Regions from separate parts of the Homo sapiens genome. Here region 1 is linked to region 2. A link is a contact called in ENCODE Hi-C data. All regions are on one chromosome and are shown on one strand. Each heading gives the region's core, a stretch centred on a gene start or an enhancer-like site at or near the end of the contact. The rest is flanking DNA. Distances are from core to core; before and after follow the strand shown. Region 1 overlaps CISD1 (CDGSH iron sulfur domain 1). Region 2 holds the start of ZWINT (ZW10 interacting kinetochore protein).

What was found. Hi-C counts contacts between places; a loop is a spot of excess contacts on that map. Pooled maps may share reads with other maps.
Region 1: a loop to region 2 is called in a pooled map, with 7 times the contacts of the local background. The contact joins the enhancer-like site here to the promoter of ZWINT in region 2. A Hi-C loop is called at or near these places in 6 of 50 pooled maps.

What each region holds. Positions count from the first base shown.
Region 1 is chr10:58,280,540-58,288,353 of GRCh38, reverse strand. It overlaps CISD1 (CDGSH iron sulfur domain 1), which reads right to left. Exons shown (of 3, transcript NM_018464.5): 3 at 1-793. The coding sequence ends at 704. Among named protein-coding and RNA genes, the nearest start is that of CISD1, 15 kb to the right of the region's middle. Within about 2 kb of position 5,558, at least 6 of the 41 ENCODE cell types and tissues checked have a DNase peak (open chromatin) inside an H3K27ac peak, as active enhancers do.
Region 2 is chr10:56,359,536-56,366,618 of GRCh38, reverse strand. ZWINT (ZW10 interacting kinetochore protein) reads left to right here and starts at 5,360. Exons shown (of 9, transcript NM_007057.4): 1 at 5,360-5,423; 2 at 6,236-6,326; 3 at 6,478-6,601; 4 at 6,766-6,932. The coding sequence starts at 5,383. LOC124902546 (a long non-coding RNA gene) reads right to left here and starts at 5,160. Exons shown (of 2, transcript XR_007062372.1): 1 at 4,763-5,160; 2 at 1,900-2,594. RefSeq lists a silencer at 5,093-5,302 and enhancers at 5,393-5,562, 4,911-5,650, 6,390-7,083, 6,276-7,083.

The DNA.
Region 1 (7,814 bases), core at 4,309-6,808, 1.9 Mb before region 2:
GACTAATTTAAATCTAATATCACCTTTAACTAAATTTTCACTATTGGCTCCTTTAATGGATCCATCTTCATTAAATATCTGTGAAGATAAATATGAGGAAGTTACCACCCCTTTATTATTGACCTGACTTATGAAATTAAACAGAATAACATTTATCAATCATTTTGATTGAAAACGGTGAAAAACAGAAGCCATATTTTCTCAGTGTCATTACCAATGTCAAGAAAATCAAGGCTACAACAGGTCTTTCCTAGATTGTATTAAGAAATTAATGTAGCTGAATCACATCCTATTTAGTTTCCAGGTCAATATGAAAAGATGGTAATTTTTCTTTGAAACTTACAAGTACAATCTGCAAATACATAATTTTGAGAATAATTTAATATGTTGACTTCAAGATACAACTATATTCTATATAAGGTACAACTCTATATGTCAGTATTTTAAAGAAATGGATCCTTACAAGACCAAAATAACCCACAGGCCATGCAGGTTGGTTTTTCCTTTTTTTTTTTTTTTTTGTTTAAACAAATGTGCACCACGATGTTTCAACAAGACAAATGCCATAAATGTGAAAGCTGCAGTTTGCAATATACCACATTTAGAATCCAGCGAAGGTGAATCAGACAGAGGTGGTAGTCATTCTAATTAAACAATCAGGTAACTTCACGACAAGCTGATTTGCAGCATCAAAAGTGTCCATTTAAGTTTCTTTTTTCTTGATGATCAGAGGGCCCACATTGTCTCCAGTCTCTTCGTTATGTTTTGTGTGAGCCCCATCACAGAATGGGAACTAGGAAGAGAAAGAATGAATGTGAAACATCTAATCTCAAAATCAGTATTATGCTCGGCAGAGTGGAAGGTGATGCTTAATTCATATAACATAAAGATTTTCTTGGCTATCTTATATAGGCTTTCTTAAACAGCATATGTAAACTACATATGCTACTTAGTAAGATGAAGAAATTGACTTGTGCATAATACACACATCATTTATTGAATTTCAGTGTGATTGTGATGAGTGTTGAAGGCCTTTCTTATGTTTATATATTAGTTACATTCCTTTCTAGTGAACATGTCCATTGCCTATTTACTTCTAAGAGTTTAAGTTCATTTATTTAAAATCAATTTGCGGCCAGGCGCGATGGCTCATGCCTGTAATCTCAACACTTTGGGAGGTTGAGGTGGGTGGATCATTTGAGGTCAAGAGTTCAAGACCAGCCTGGCCAACATGGTGAAACCCTGTCTCTACTAAAAATACAAAAATTAGCCAGGCATGGTGGCGAGTGCGCATAATCCCAGCTACTCAGGAGGCTGAGGCTTGAACCTGGGAGGGGAAGTTGCGGTGAGCCGAGATTGTGCCACTGCACTCCAGCCTTGGTCTCAAAAAACATAAAAATAAAAAATAAAAAATAAATCAACTGCATATTATTCCTCTGTTATTTTTGCAGCAGTCTTTCCCAAATCTTTTCATTTTGCTTATTTTTTCATATTCTCAATTTCTCCACTTTCATACAAATATGTCAATATCTCCCTTTTTAACATCATTCATGGAGACAGCTTTCTTCTAGAGATGTGAGAAATACAAATTTCCATTCATTTTCATGAATTCACATTTTAGATATAACTGCTGTTTTGGTGTCCAGTGGGAGGGAGAGGGACAAAACTAAATTTCTAACATAGTGTTTTGCAGAGTGTGGTCCAAAGAACCTGAATCCTGCAAGACACTCTGATTTGGTTTCATTCTGTGTTAAAAAAACATATCATATAGCCCATTTGAATCACAGCACACATTATTTTAATTTTGCTATAAAAAACACAATTTTATCCCAGAGTTTCTCAAGGTGACTGGACTATGGACACTTTAAATTTTGATTTCTATTATCATAGTTTTCTGTAGAGCACACTTTGCAAACGCTGTTCTAAGATCCTGTTGCTTCAGCATTACTGGAGGCTATTGCTTCCCACATTATTACCTTTATTCGTAACTTTATCAAAATAAATTCTACATGTAAAAGCACCTATTTATAGGTTCTATGTTACGTTGATCGGCCTACTACGCTGGGATATTTGCATTTTAAACATTTCAGTGTTTTGTAGGGCTAGTTTTCCTTCATTGTTTCTTTTTTTTACTTTTTTTTTTTTTTTTGAAACGGAGTCTTGCTCTGTCGCCCAGGCTGGAATGCAGTGGCGCGATCTCGACTCACTGCAAGCTCCGCCTCCTGGGTTCACGCCATTCTCCTGCCTCAGACTCCTGAGTAGCTGGGACTACAGGCGCCCGCCACTACGCCCGGCTAATTTTTTGTATTTTTAGTAGAGACGGGGTTTCACCGTGTTAGCCAGGATGGTCTCGATCTCCTGACCTCGTGATCCGCCTGCCTCGGCCTCCCAAAGTGCTGGGATTACAGGTGTGAGCCACCGCGCCCAGCCTGTTAACTTTATTAAACTTTATCACTTTATTCCTCCAGATAAGCTTGAGAATGTTTTTTGCCAAGTTTTAATTTCTTTTGTAGTTTTCATCCTCAGATCTCATGTATATTCTGGTAAGATTATTTCTGTCATATTTTTAATCACTATTATAATTTATTTTCATATCTGAACATTCTTGCTATATAAAATCATTTTTAACAAGTATATCCTCTATTGTAAAATGAAAAAATAAGAATTTAATAATATTTCACTTAACTCTTCAGGATTTTACACTTAGAAGGAATAATTATCAGTAATTTTTTTGTTTCTCTATATTTGTATCTTTTATTTCTATTTCATGTCAAATGACAAGAGCTAGCATCTTTGCCTTAATCTTGGTGTTTTGAATGTATCTACACTCTAGAATCTAGAGTTTCACTGTTTAGTCTAAGGTACACTGTTGCTTTGAAGAAGCCTATTTAGAAGAGTAAAGTAAGAGGATTCTTAGCCTTATGAGTAACAAGTACCTCATTACGTGCAGTGAAGGGAGCATAACAGATCAGTGAAACTTCACAATGATGGTATTTAATCTTAAACTTTGATATCCAAAAGGCTACTTAATGTTAAAGTAATCAAATTTTAATCTATCTGTAAATAATTGCAAGAGGCACTAAATTAGCTAAAAATTACAGAAAAACTCAAGGTATTGGCATATCTTATATTTCCAGATATAAATTCTATCCTGTCGTAGAGGGCAGTGTAAATGTAATATATGTAAAGTTTATATTATTTCTTTTTTTGAGGTCAATAAGATGTGGTACACAGTATATTCATATTAGAAACAAGCCTTGATGCAAAAACATAAAGTCAAGCTTTCAGTTTTTTCTTGGCATGGATGAGGAAAGAGGCGATAAAAATTAAACTAAAATGTATCCCACAGCAAAGTACAGCATTTCAAAGTGACATATGTTTAATAAACAAACACAGATGATTTTACAGTGAGCATAAAAGTTTACATTGTAAAGACTCTTTTTATAAATAGCACACACAAAACACTTCACTATAAATTAAATCCATGCAGGCAACATTTCTGAAAAATGAAATATTTCTAAATAACTTACTGAAATGGCATGTTTAACTTTTATTTTTTAATCTTATGTTGAAAATATTAGAAACTAACATTTTCTCAAATTATTTTCCTCCATATACAGAATAGGAGAGAAATCTATAGAAAAAATATACAAAGAAAATCTTACAAAATATAAAGAAAGTCATATATCAAAAGTGAGAATACATTTTTTCTCATCACCCAATTCTGCCTAAAAACTGAAATTAGCCTGTTTCTTCATATTCTTAAAAGCAAACACATATTTCTTTAAAAAGCAATGAGTAGTTTATCCTGGTTATTTGTTAATAAACTTTCATGCGATTAAAGTGTATAAAGCTTTTATGCCTTTATAATGCAAACTAGGTGTTAAAAATAATTTTGTGCAGAGACGTATTTTTTAATAGTACTTTTTATATCACTTAACCCTAGGAATTACTGCCTTATGTGTCTTGCTTTATTTCTGATCTATGCAGGAGAAAGATAATATGTGGTGGGTATACAGTTTTTTTTTTTTTTAAGAGATTAAATTAGATTGCACAGTGGTGCAATCGCAGCTTACTGAAGCCTCAATCTCCCAGGCTCAAGGGATCCTTCCATCTCAGCCTCCTGAGTAGCTAGGACTATAGGTGCATGCCATCACACTCAACTAATTTCTGCATTTTTTTGTGGAGACAAGGTTTCACTACATTGGCTGTTACATTCTCAAAGTGTTGGAATTACAGGCCTAAGCGACTGTGTCTGGCATTATATACTTTCAAATACAATGTAGGAAGTACAGTAATTTTTACATTAAATAATGTACAAAAATATGAGAATTTTATTAACTTTTTCATTAAACATTTTGAAATTTGTTAAATTGTTTTAAATTATGAAAAAAACACAAAGAATATTAAATTCAGTTCGTGTAGTATTGATACTTAATTTATTCTAAGATGTCAGCGTTTGTTTATTAACAAATCCTGGAAAAAGTCTGTAAATCAAATTTCCTTTATGTCCAGAAAACATCCTTTTATGTTTGTTAACCCAATTTGAACACTACAAATCCCAAATATCTTTAAAAGTGGGGGAAGAAAGGGTTAGAAGAAGTTGGAATAAAGCTTTAGTAGAAAAAACAGTGGAGGTCCTTGCTCTCCACCTGGAAAGCTAGCAATGCTATATGGATCTTCATAAAAACACAACATTTCTTTTTAATGGCCCCACATCTCAAGTTATGCCTCTGTTTTAATAAATGCTCCTCTTTGACTTATCTCTTCCACCTGAAACAATTTTCTTTTAAAGACTATCTTCCTTCTCTGAACTTCGTACTTTGTATTAGAGTTTTGATTTTCTGTCCCAAGGAAGTTGCCTGGCACCATTTTGGCTCATTACCATAAACTGTCCAGAAAAATATGCTTGCTTTGGTTGAGAACGAAAACGAAGTAATGAGATTTTTGAGACTAACCTAGAGATTATGACATTTTATACCATTCTTATGTACCTATTTCAATAAACCTAAGACAGTAGCTATAATATGAAAATGTACAAAGATAAATTAAGATTTTTATAAGACTGTCTTTATGTGGATTGGCCAAGGAATGTCACCAACATTCAGAATATCGTTTTTATGAAGAAAGACTCAGTAAAATGCACTTCTAAGCCATTAACAGGATGGAGGATTTCTCTTTTTCCCCCAACACCCTCCCGCCAAAAAAAAACACCCAGGATCAAGCCTACTACCAACGACAAAACAAAAGTATCATTAACTCAAATCTTACCCTGTAAATGAAAGAAAATGAGTCTAAACATGTCCAGTTGCATTTCATTTCAATTTCAGTTCAGCTCCTGATGTTAACTGGTAAGACTTTCCTCTCTTTCTTCTTAGTCTGTATTCTTTTGCTGTCCTTGTTTGAACTGCCTCCTAGGTGGCCGTCATACAACTCAGCAAGTGATGTAACCAACCTGAAGTTGCAGGGAAAGGAACCTAGCAATACTACATCCCATACCCTTCCCTCTTACATCAGAGTCCTTTCATCTTCTTGTTTCGAAAGTAAGACTATCTCTTCCTTTTTAAGGCTGAGTTTCACATCTGTGCTGTTACTCTCATTTCCTTCCACCCTTTGTCAAGATACCGCTGACTCAAATAGTATCTTTCCCTGTAGTCACTTTAATCATTTCCTCTATACTGGCTCCTTTCATTCTCACTTCAAATATGGATAGCCCTTTTGTGAAATACAATTGGCCCCATCTGTATCTGTGGGTTCCACATCCATGGATGCAACCAACTGCTGATAGAAAATACTCGCTAAAATAATTGTATGGGTACTGAGCATGTACACTTTTTTCCTTGTCATTATTCTCTAAACAATACAGTATAACAACTATTTACATAGCATTCACACTGTATTAGGTATTATTTGCAATCAAGAGATGACGTAATAATTTAAAGTATACAGGATTATGTGCATAGCTTATAGGCAAATACTGTCATTTTAAATCAGGGGCTTGAGCATTCTCAGATTTTGGTATCCATGGGAGGTCCTGGAACCAATCCATGGACACCGAGGGAAGCCTGTACTATAAAATAAACCAATTTCTGGGCCGGACACAGTGGATGACACCTGCAATCCCAGCACTCTGGGAGGCCAAGGCGGGTGGATCACTTGAGGTCAGGAGTTCAAGATCAGCCTGGCCAACATGGTGAAACCCTGTCTCTACTAAGAATACAAAAATTAGCCAGGCATGGTTGTGCATGCCTGTAATCACGGCTACTCAGGAGGCTGAAACACGAGAATTGCTTGAACCCAGAAGGTGGAGGTTGTAGTGAGCTGAGATCACGACACTGTACTCCAGCCTGGGTGACAGAGTGAGACTCTCTCAAGAAAAAGAAAAAAAAAAAAAGCCAAGCCAATTTCTGAAACATCAGATGACATACCAATGCTGGCAAGAGAAGCACTGGACAAAAGGGAGGGATATGTTTTTAAAAAATGTAATTTCTGCACATTACTAAGAAATCTGATTCATTAGGGTTGGGAAACCTGCTCAAGATGTTACAGACACACAACAGGTTACTAGTGACTGCACCTTAAGAATGAATTAGATTTGAAATTTGTATCGCATATAACATTTTTTCCATTGGTAAAATGATGTTTAAATTTTGTTATAAATACAACTGGTTTGTATGAGGGAAAAATTACTGACTATAAACTCAATGTAGCCACTTAATCAAAGGTATTAATTAGTCTTTGTGAACTGGCGTTTAAGTGTGTGACTTGGCACCTGTGTGATAACCTTAGAACCACAGGAATGTGGGGAGTTTCCAAAAGTCTCTGAAGAATAACAACATTTGTTAACTTGGGTAATATTCAAAGCAAACTGTTAATTGATTAATGCAGGAATAAGTGCCCAAGATGCAATGAAAATTCAGAACTGACAAATTCAAGACACAAAGAGGATCACTAAACAGCATAAAAGATAAGCCAGAGGGGGAAAAAAAGGCATGAGAAAACTGGAAATAAAATGACTGGTCTCATTCCCTCTCTTAGTCCTCTCTCAGTCCACCTACAGGAAATGGCAGTCCCTGGCCTAACCATCTGGAAACTCTAAATTGTAAAATGAAAGAATAATCCTGGAATGTTTTGAATTATAAAGTCTAATAAACATTTACACCACTAGTTTGTGTCCACTGGTGATTCTTCCTGAAATATTTGAGATCTTAGTTCATGAAAGCCCATATTTAGTTTATTGGATTCTTTGCCCTCTGGGAAAACCCAATCAAAGCAAACACCCTTTACTTGATCTCAAAGCCAAGCTGTAGTGTTCACTCAAGCAATTATGTTACTTTTCTTTCCATTCACTGTTGCATCTACGGAAAATATGACATAGACTTCTGTCGTTTCTTTATTAGTTAATTTGCACTTTAACTCACATGGACATAGCTTCTATTCTAATTACTCCGTTGAAATGACACCAAAATGGCAATTGCTTAATCTAATAGTCTTGTCTATTCATGTAGCTGTCTTTGCACAGGCCAATGTTCAGTACCAGATCATTGAAACTTTTCCCTCTTCTACTTTGAAGCTATGATATTTTTAGTTTTATTCTAACCTCTCTGGCCCATTCCATCTCCTTAAATGGCTCTTGTCCCCCTTCCAAAATGCAGAAAATTCCCCAAGATTTCATATTTAGCCCTTGATTTTTATCCATATCAAAGATCAGTTGCATTCCTACACTTGACTCATCAGTTTTGCTGATCTCTATCTCCAACCCTGATGTCTCACATTTCGTGTTGTCTGCTGTGCATTTCCATTCAACTATCATC
Region 2 (7,083 bases), core at 4,111-6,610:
TAGATTTCTACTATGTTTATATAAAACCAATATGCTTAAAATGACCTACTGCAGCCTTGCATGAATTGTCCCTTATGTGCATAGAACAAATTATTAGTATCAACTATTAACAAAAAATAGCATTTATCCTCAATAAGCTTATTAGAAAAGAAGAGATATCACTCAAATAATTCTACAAGCAGATGTAAAATGCAACTGTGACTAGATAAAAAGTCTGTAGAGCTTTGTGAGCCTATAGTAAGGAGGCCTGATATAGGCATATAGGTGAAGGAAGGTTTGATCATGTCTGAAAAATCTGAACAATAATCTAGATCATGTCTGAAAAATTTGAGCAGAAATCTAAAGATGTTAGGAGTTAATTAAGTCAAAGAAAAAGACTGCAACATTAGCATACAACATCACATTCAATGCATGTAGGAGGCTATTTAGATCGTTTACAAACAAAAAAACTATATATTTTGCATTGTACTATTCATTTATAATTGTTCAGGCTAATTTTATGACCCATAATATGGACTTGACTATTGGGTATACACTGGGAAAGCATGACTATTCTGCTGTTAGGTTCAGTGTTCTATAAATTATTGTAAGTGGCTTATTGAAATCTCAACAATGACTATGGATTTATCTATTTCTCCTTGCAGTTCAGTTTTTGATTCATGTATTTTGATGATCTCATATTAGGTGTCCAAAAACATTTATGATTAAGTTCACATGATTAATTGACCCCTTTATCATGATAATATCACTTTCTTATTTCTGGTGACAGCCTTTTGCCCAAATATATATATGTATATCTATATATCTATATATATATAGATATATATATATAGATATACATATATATGTGTGTGTGTGTGTGTGTGTGTGTGTGTGTGTGTGTGTGTGTGTATATATATGCCCTAAAATAGCCACTTCAGCTTTCATCTGATTAATATTAGCATGGTATTTTTCCATCCTTTTATTTCTTTATATTTAGTGTACTTAACGTAATTTTGCTGTGGTATCCAATCTAATAATCTCTCCCTTTTAATGGTATATTTAAGGTATTTACATTTAACGGTGATAACACATATGCTTAGGCTTATACCTATCATTTTGCTATTTGTTTTTTATTCTCTTCATTTTTTTCTTTGTTCGTCTTCACTTTTTCTGCCTTCTTTTGGATTAGTTGTTTATATTTTATCTCCTTTATTGATTTGTTACCTACAATTCTTTGTTTTAGAAGTTTATAATAGTTTTCTATTGCTATGTAACAAATTATCACAATTTAGAATCTTAAAAAAACACATTTATTATCTCACAGTTTCTACAAGTCAAGATTTTAAGACAGTTTCACTGGGTCAAGGTTTTGCATTCTGCTCAAGGTCTCACAAGTTTTCAATCACGATGTTAACTGAGTAGCGTTATTTTTTATTTGATTATTTGTAGAAACTTAATCCCCTCAGGGCTGTTTGACTGAGGGCCCCATCTATTCATTGGCTATCAGCTCAGGTCTATTTACAGGTCCTAAAGGCCACTCAGAGTTCCTTGCCATGTGATAACTACCACAGGCAACTTACAACATGGTTGTATGCTTCTTCCAGGCCAGAAGGAGAATCCCTCTTTTTTTTGTGCAGTCTGCTAAGCTTCTGCTATACATGGAAATGGAGGCATGAGAGTGGCATGCTATCCCCTCTGCCTAACAAGCAACCTAATCAATAGAATGACATCCCATCACCTTTATTGTATTCTATTGGTCACAATTTCTATCTGCACTAGAAAGAAAGAAATCACACAAGGAAATGACTCACTGGTAGCCCTTCTAAAGTGTGTTGGCACTATTGCTTCAGAGAGTCTAGAACACAGTTTTAACTCATCAGTTCACCTTCAACTGATAACAAAACTTCAGAGAAACTATACAAGCATATAAATTTACTTTTATTTCTTCTCTCCCACACTTTGTGCTACATTTTACTTTTACATATGTTATAAAACCCACATCACAATTTTTTTTCCTTTAAAGATAGGGTCTCACTTTGTTACCCAGGCTGAAGTGCAATGGCATGACCAACTCATCACAGCTTTGAACTGGGCTCAAGTGATCTTCCCACCTCAGACTCCTAAGTAGCCAGGACCACATTTCACTCCTTTGTATACATTCAGATTTGAAGCTAATGCCATTTTCATTCTGCCTGAAGAACTTCTTGTTTCATGTGGGATCTTATGCTGAAAATTTCCTTCCATTTTTGTGTGTTTAAGAATGTCTTTAGTTAGCCTTCTTTTTTATTTTTATTTATTTTTTGAGACAGTCTTGCTCTGTCACCCAGGCTGGAGTGCAGTGGCACGATCTTGGCTCACTGCAACCTCCACCTCCCAGGCTCATGCCATTCTCCCGCCTCAGCCTCCCGAGTAGCTGGGACTACAGGTGCCCGCCACCACGCCTGGCTAATTTTTGTATTTCTAGTGGAGACGGGGGATTTCACTGTGTTAGCCAGGATGGTCTTGATCTCCTGACCTCGTGATCTGCCCACCTCGGCCTTCCAAAGTGCTGGGATTATAGGTGTGAGCCACTGCATCCAGCCTAGTTAGTCTTCATTTTTGAAAGCTGTTTGCTGGAAACAGAAATCAAGGTTGACTTTTTTTTATTCTTACAGTACTTGAAAGATGTTACTCTACTGTCTTGCTTGCATTGTTCCAAGAAGAAATTTCCCGTAATCCTTATCTTTGTTTCTATGTAACATGTGCCCCAACACCCCTTATTACTTTAGAATTTTTTATCAATGGTTTTGAGTTATGCAATTATGGTATAACTTGATGTCATTTTCTTAATATTTCTTGTGTTTGAGATTTGTGAAGCTTCTTGAATATATGAATTTATATTTTTCATCACATTTCAAATTTTTTGGTCTTTATTACTTGTTTTCTTGTCCTCTCCCCTTGCCTCTCTGAGACTCCACTTTCAAGTATATTATTAGGCTGTTAGAAGTTGTCTCACAGCTCACCATTGATTTGTTCATGTTACTTTATTTTCATTTTTTAATGTTGTGATTGATTTTGGGTAGTTTCTCTAGAGCTGTGTTTCACTTTCATTCTGCAATGTGTAACATACTATATTAATACCATCTAATTCCATCTATCACATTGTAGTGTTCACCTCTACAAGTTTGATTTAGGTCTTTATTACAAGCTTTGTGTCTTTGATTAACTTTTTTAACAGCTTTTATGACAGCAGTAAAGTGTAAATTTAGCGGTTTTCTGTATAGAATTGTACAACCTTCACCATAACCGAAGTGTAGAACATTTTATTTATCCCTTTAAAAGAAACACTATATCCATTTGCAGTCCCTCCCCATACTCTCTCAACCTCTCATTCCCACCAATCCCCAGCCCTGGACAAGCACTATATAAATTTACTTTCTGTTGCTATAGATTTGTCAAATCTAGACATTTCACATAAATGAAATAATATATTATGTGGTCTTTTGTAATTAGCTTCTTTCACTTAGTATATTTTCAAGGTTCATATTTTAGCATGTAGTAACCATTATTTAGCATGTAATAAAGTTCTCTTTACTACTGATTAATACTTCATTGAATGAAAGTATGCATTTTCACTCACCAGCTAATGGGCCTTTGGGTTGTTTTTACCTTTCAGCTTTTGTGAATAATGCTGCTATAGAGGTTTGTGTACTTTTGTGTCCCCATGTTTTTATTTGTCTTGGATATATAACTAGGAATGAAATTGTGACTCATATGGTAACCCTACGTTCAAAGCCTATGCACCAGTTTACATTTCCATCAACATGAGAATTCCACTTTCTTTACATCCTTAGCACCACTTACCTTTTTCATTATAGTTCTGATATCTTTTTGAAGATATGGGATATAGTTACAATAACTGTTTTAATGTCCTTGCCTGTTGATTCTAACATTACTTCAGTTCTGATCAGCAATTGATTTTTCTCCTCATTATGTGTTTTTTTTTTTCTTTTTGCAAGCTTGGTAATTTTTCTTTGTATGACATATGTAAATTGCACCTTTGGTGAACATTTTTCTATTTCTATAAATACTGCTGAAGTTTGGTCTTGTCATCTGTCATGGTTTGTTAAGTTTGATCCATTTGGGTCTTACTTTTAAGAGTTAGATGGCACTACAGCACTGATCAGCTAGGACTAATTACTGCCTACTAAATAATTAGTAAACAACTATCAAATCAAGACTTTTTTGTGTGTACTCTGTCCAGTGTCCTACGGACTATGAAGTTTTCCAGCCTGGTTAGTGGAAATAGAGACTATTTCTGACCCTCTGTAATGTCCATATATATATATTTATATATATATATATATGTATTTTTTTTTTTTTGTGAGACGGAGTCTCGCACTGTCACCAGGGCTGTAGTGCTGTGGCGCAATTTCGGCTAACTGCAACCTCAGCCTCCCTGGTTCAAGCAATTCTCCTGCCTCAGCCTCCCGAATAGCTGGGATTACAAGCGCCCACCACCACGCCCAACTAATTTTTTTTGTACTTTTAGTAGAGACGGGGGTTTCACCATGTTGGCCAGGCTGGTCTCAAACTCCTGACCTCGTAATTCACCTGCCTCAGACTCACAAAGTGCTGGGATTACAGACGTGAGCCACCGCGACCGGCCATGTCCTGGTATCTTTAAAAATCTTTTAGCTAGTTTCTTGAGACACATACTGCTCAGTACTCAGCTGAATGAATACCAAGTTCTCTCTCAGCAGTTATCTTTCTCCTGTACTCTGCAAAGAACATTACCTACCTTGGTCTCCCCAGAATATCTGTTCTATTTTGCCAACGCAGGCAATCGGCTGGGCTCTGCTTGAGTTCACTCTCCTGCATCGCATCTATAAAATACTAATATCTTTGAAAGCAGCTCGCTTTTTGAGCGCAGATCATTTGCTTCCTGTATCTCCCGGATCACTATTCTTTACTGATTCCCAGCGTCTTAGAAACAGCCCCACTGTTTTTCGGGGTTTTGTTTTTTTTTTTCTACAGCAGTAGTGAATATTTTAAATAAAGTGTCAATGCTGTAAGTTTCCCTTAAAACGCAAACTCAAGGAAATGCTTTCCCTTTTTCGAGTAGAGAAAGAACTTCCACAGGCGCGCGGTCGAGCTCAAGCCCACTTATAGTCTCTGGCACCGCGTAAGGACTAGCGCGCAGGCGCAGAGCCCGTGCGCGCCTAGCCATAACCGCGCTTGCGCCAAGCAGCGAGGCCCGCCAACGAGCGAATCCGCGCCTGCCAATTAGAGCGCACAATGGTCCTTGATGCCCGCCCACTAACCTCTGCAGCCAATCGCCTGCCCCGGCGCGAAGTCGACTGTGACTTCAAAGTAATCTTAGGGATTGTGGGAAGGCAGCTGAACTCGGCGCCTGGAAAGATGGAGGCAGCGGAGACAGAGGCGGAAGCTGCAGCCCTAGAGTAAGTGTTTGCGGCTAAGTGGCAGCTGGGGCCGGGCCTGGGAGGACCTTGTGGGCCCCTATGTGTAATGATTGGTGCCCTCGACCCTGTACAGCTGTTGAGGTTCGACCCTGCCGTGAAGTGATCCTCACCGCAGTCCCGTCTTAGGTTCCTGAGGTGTCTGTTGCCTGCTCCAGGAGTACAGCCTTTGGGGGACCGTTCGCCGCTCCCCACATCCACATAATCCACAGGATGTGCTCTAGGAGACGGTTTCACTTCTGTCTTCTTGTCCCAACACGACACATTCCCAGTCACTTCTCATCCCCATCCCTGCCCCTTCGTAGATTGCTCCAGTCCCTAATAATGAAAAACCCTAGAGTAGACCGAGGCATCCAGCCCTCTGCCCTGAGTCCTTTCTCAGCTATTCCAAGACTCTGCCCCAAGGCTGGTGCTCAGCGCCAGGAGGGATCCCAAGGCCCAGCATTCTTCCCCTTCCTTGCATATCTCCCTGGCTTCCTTCACATCTTGACTCAAATGATTTCTCTTCAGTGAGACACTCCCTATTTAAAATTTCAGCTCTTTTCTCAAACTCCTTATCCACTAGCCCTGCTGATTTTCCTTTTGGCACGTATTACCACCGTGTGCCCTCCATGCACGCCATTCCTGGTTGCAGGCTGTGGACCCTTCAGGCCCTTGTGTAAACTCTGGTCAAGGCAAGACTCTCAATACTATATATACTGATATACACATCCACATTTGTTTGTGTACACACACGAACTGTAGAACTAGCACCACAAGAAACTGCAATTTCCTGTGTTTCCTTGCCCCTCCAGGGTCCTGGCTGAGGTGGCAGGCATCTTGGAACCTGTAGGCCTGCAGGAGGAGGCAGAACTGCCAGCCAAGATCCTGGTTGAGTTTGTGGTGGTATGTACAAGATGAGAGCGAGCCTTTCAGAAGCCAGGGTCTGGTCCTGGCTCCTCTTACTGAGATACAGGGCAGCACTGGCAGAGAGCAGACTTAAGGAAACCTGTAAGGAGGTAAGGATGTTCCCTGTCTCTGCCCTCCCTCTGAGCAGGACTCTCAGAAGAAAGACAAGCTGCTCTGCAGCCAGCTTCAGGTAGCGGATTTCCTGCAGAACATCCTGGCTCAGGAGGACACTGCTAAGGGTCTCGACCCCTTGGCTTCTGAAGACACGAGCCGTGAGTAGGCAGGGGATTGTAGTAGCAGCTGACCTGAGTGGGGAAGGAAGGAGGATTTCAGTTAGGTCTCCCATTTGGCTGATGGGAAGGAGGCCCAGTGTTGCAGGGAGGCAGGCTAGCAGGCCACCCTCACTCATGTACTCATTCCTGGTGGCTCATCTCAGGACAGAAGGCAATTGCAGCTAAGGAACAATGGAAAGAGCTGAAGGCCACCTACAGGGAGCACGTAGAGGCCATCAAAATTGGCCTCACCAAGGCCCTGACTCAGATGGAGGAAGCCCAGAGGAAACGGACACAACTCCGGGAAGCCTTTGAGCAGCTCCAGGCCAAGGTACACCCAGGGGTCTTGAGTACAGGGAGGGAAGGGCAGTTAGAAAGGAAGAGGGAAAGAGTGAGCAAGCTGAGTTGTGCCAGCTTGCAATCTCCCAAAATTCTAGCCAGAAAAAATAGACTTCTCTTGGTCTTTCTCCCTTGCTTATCTG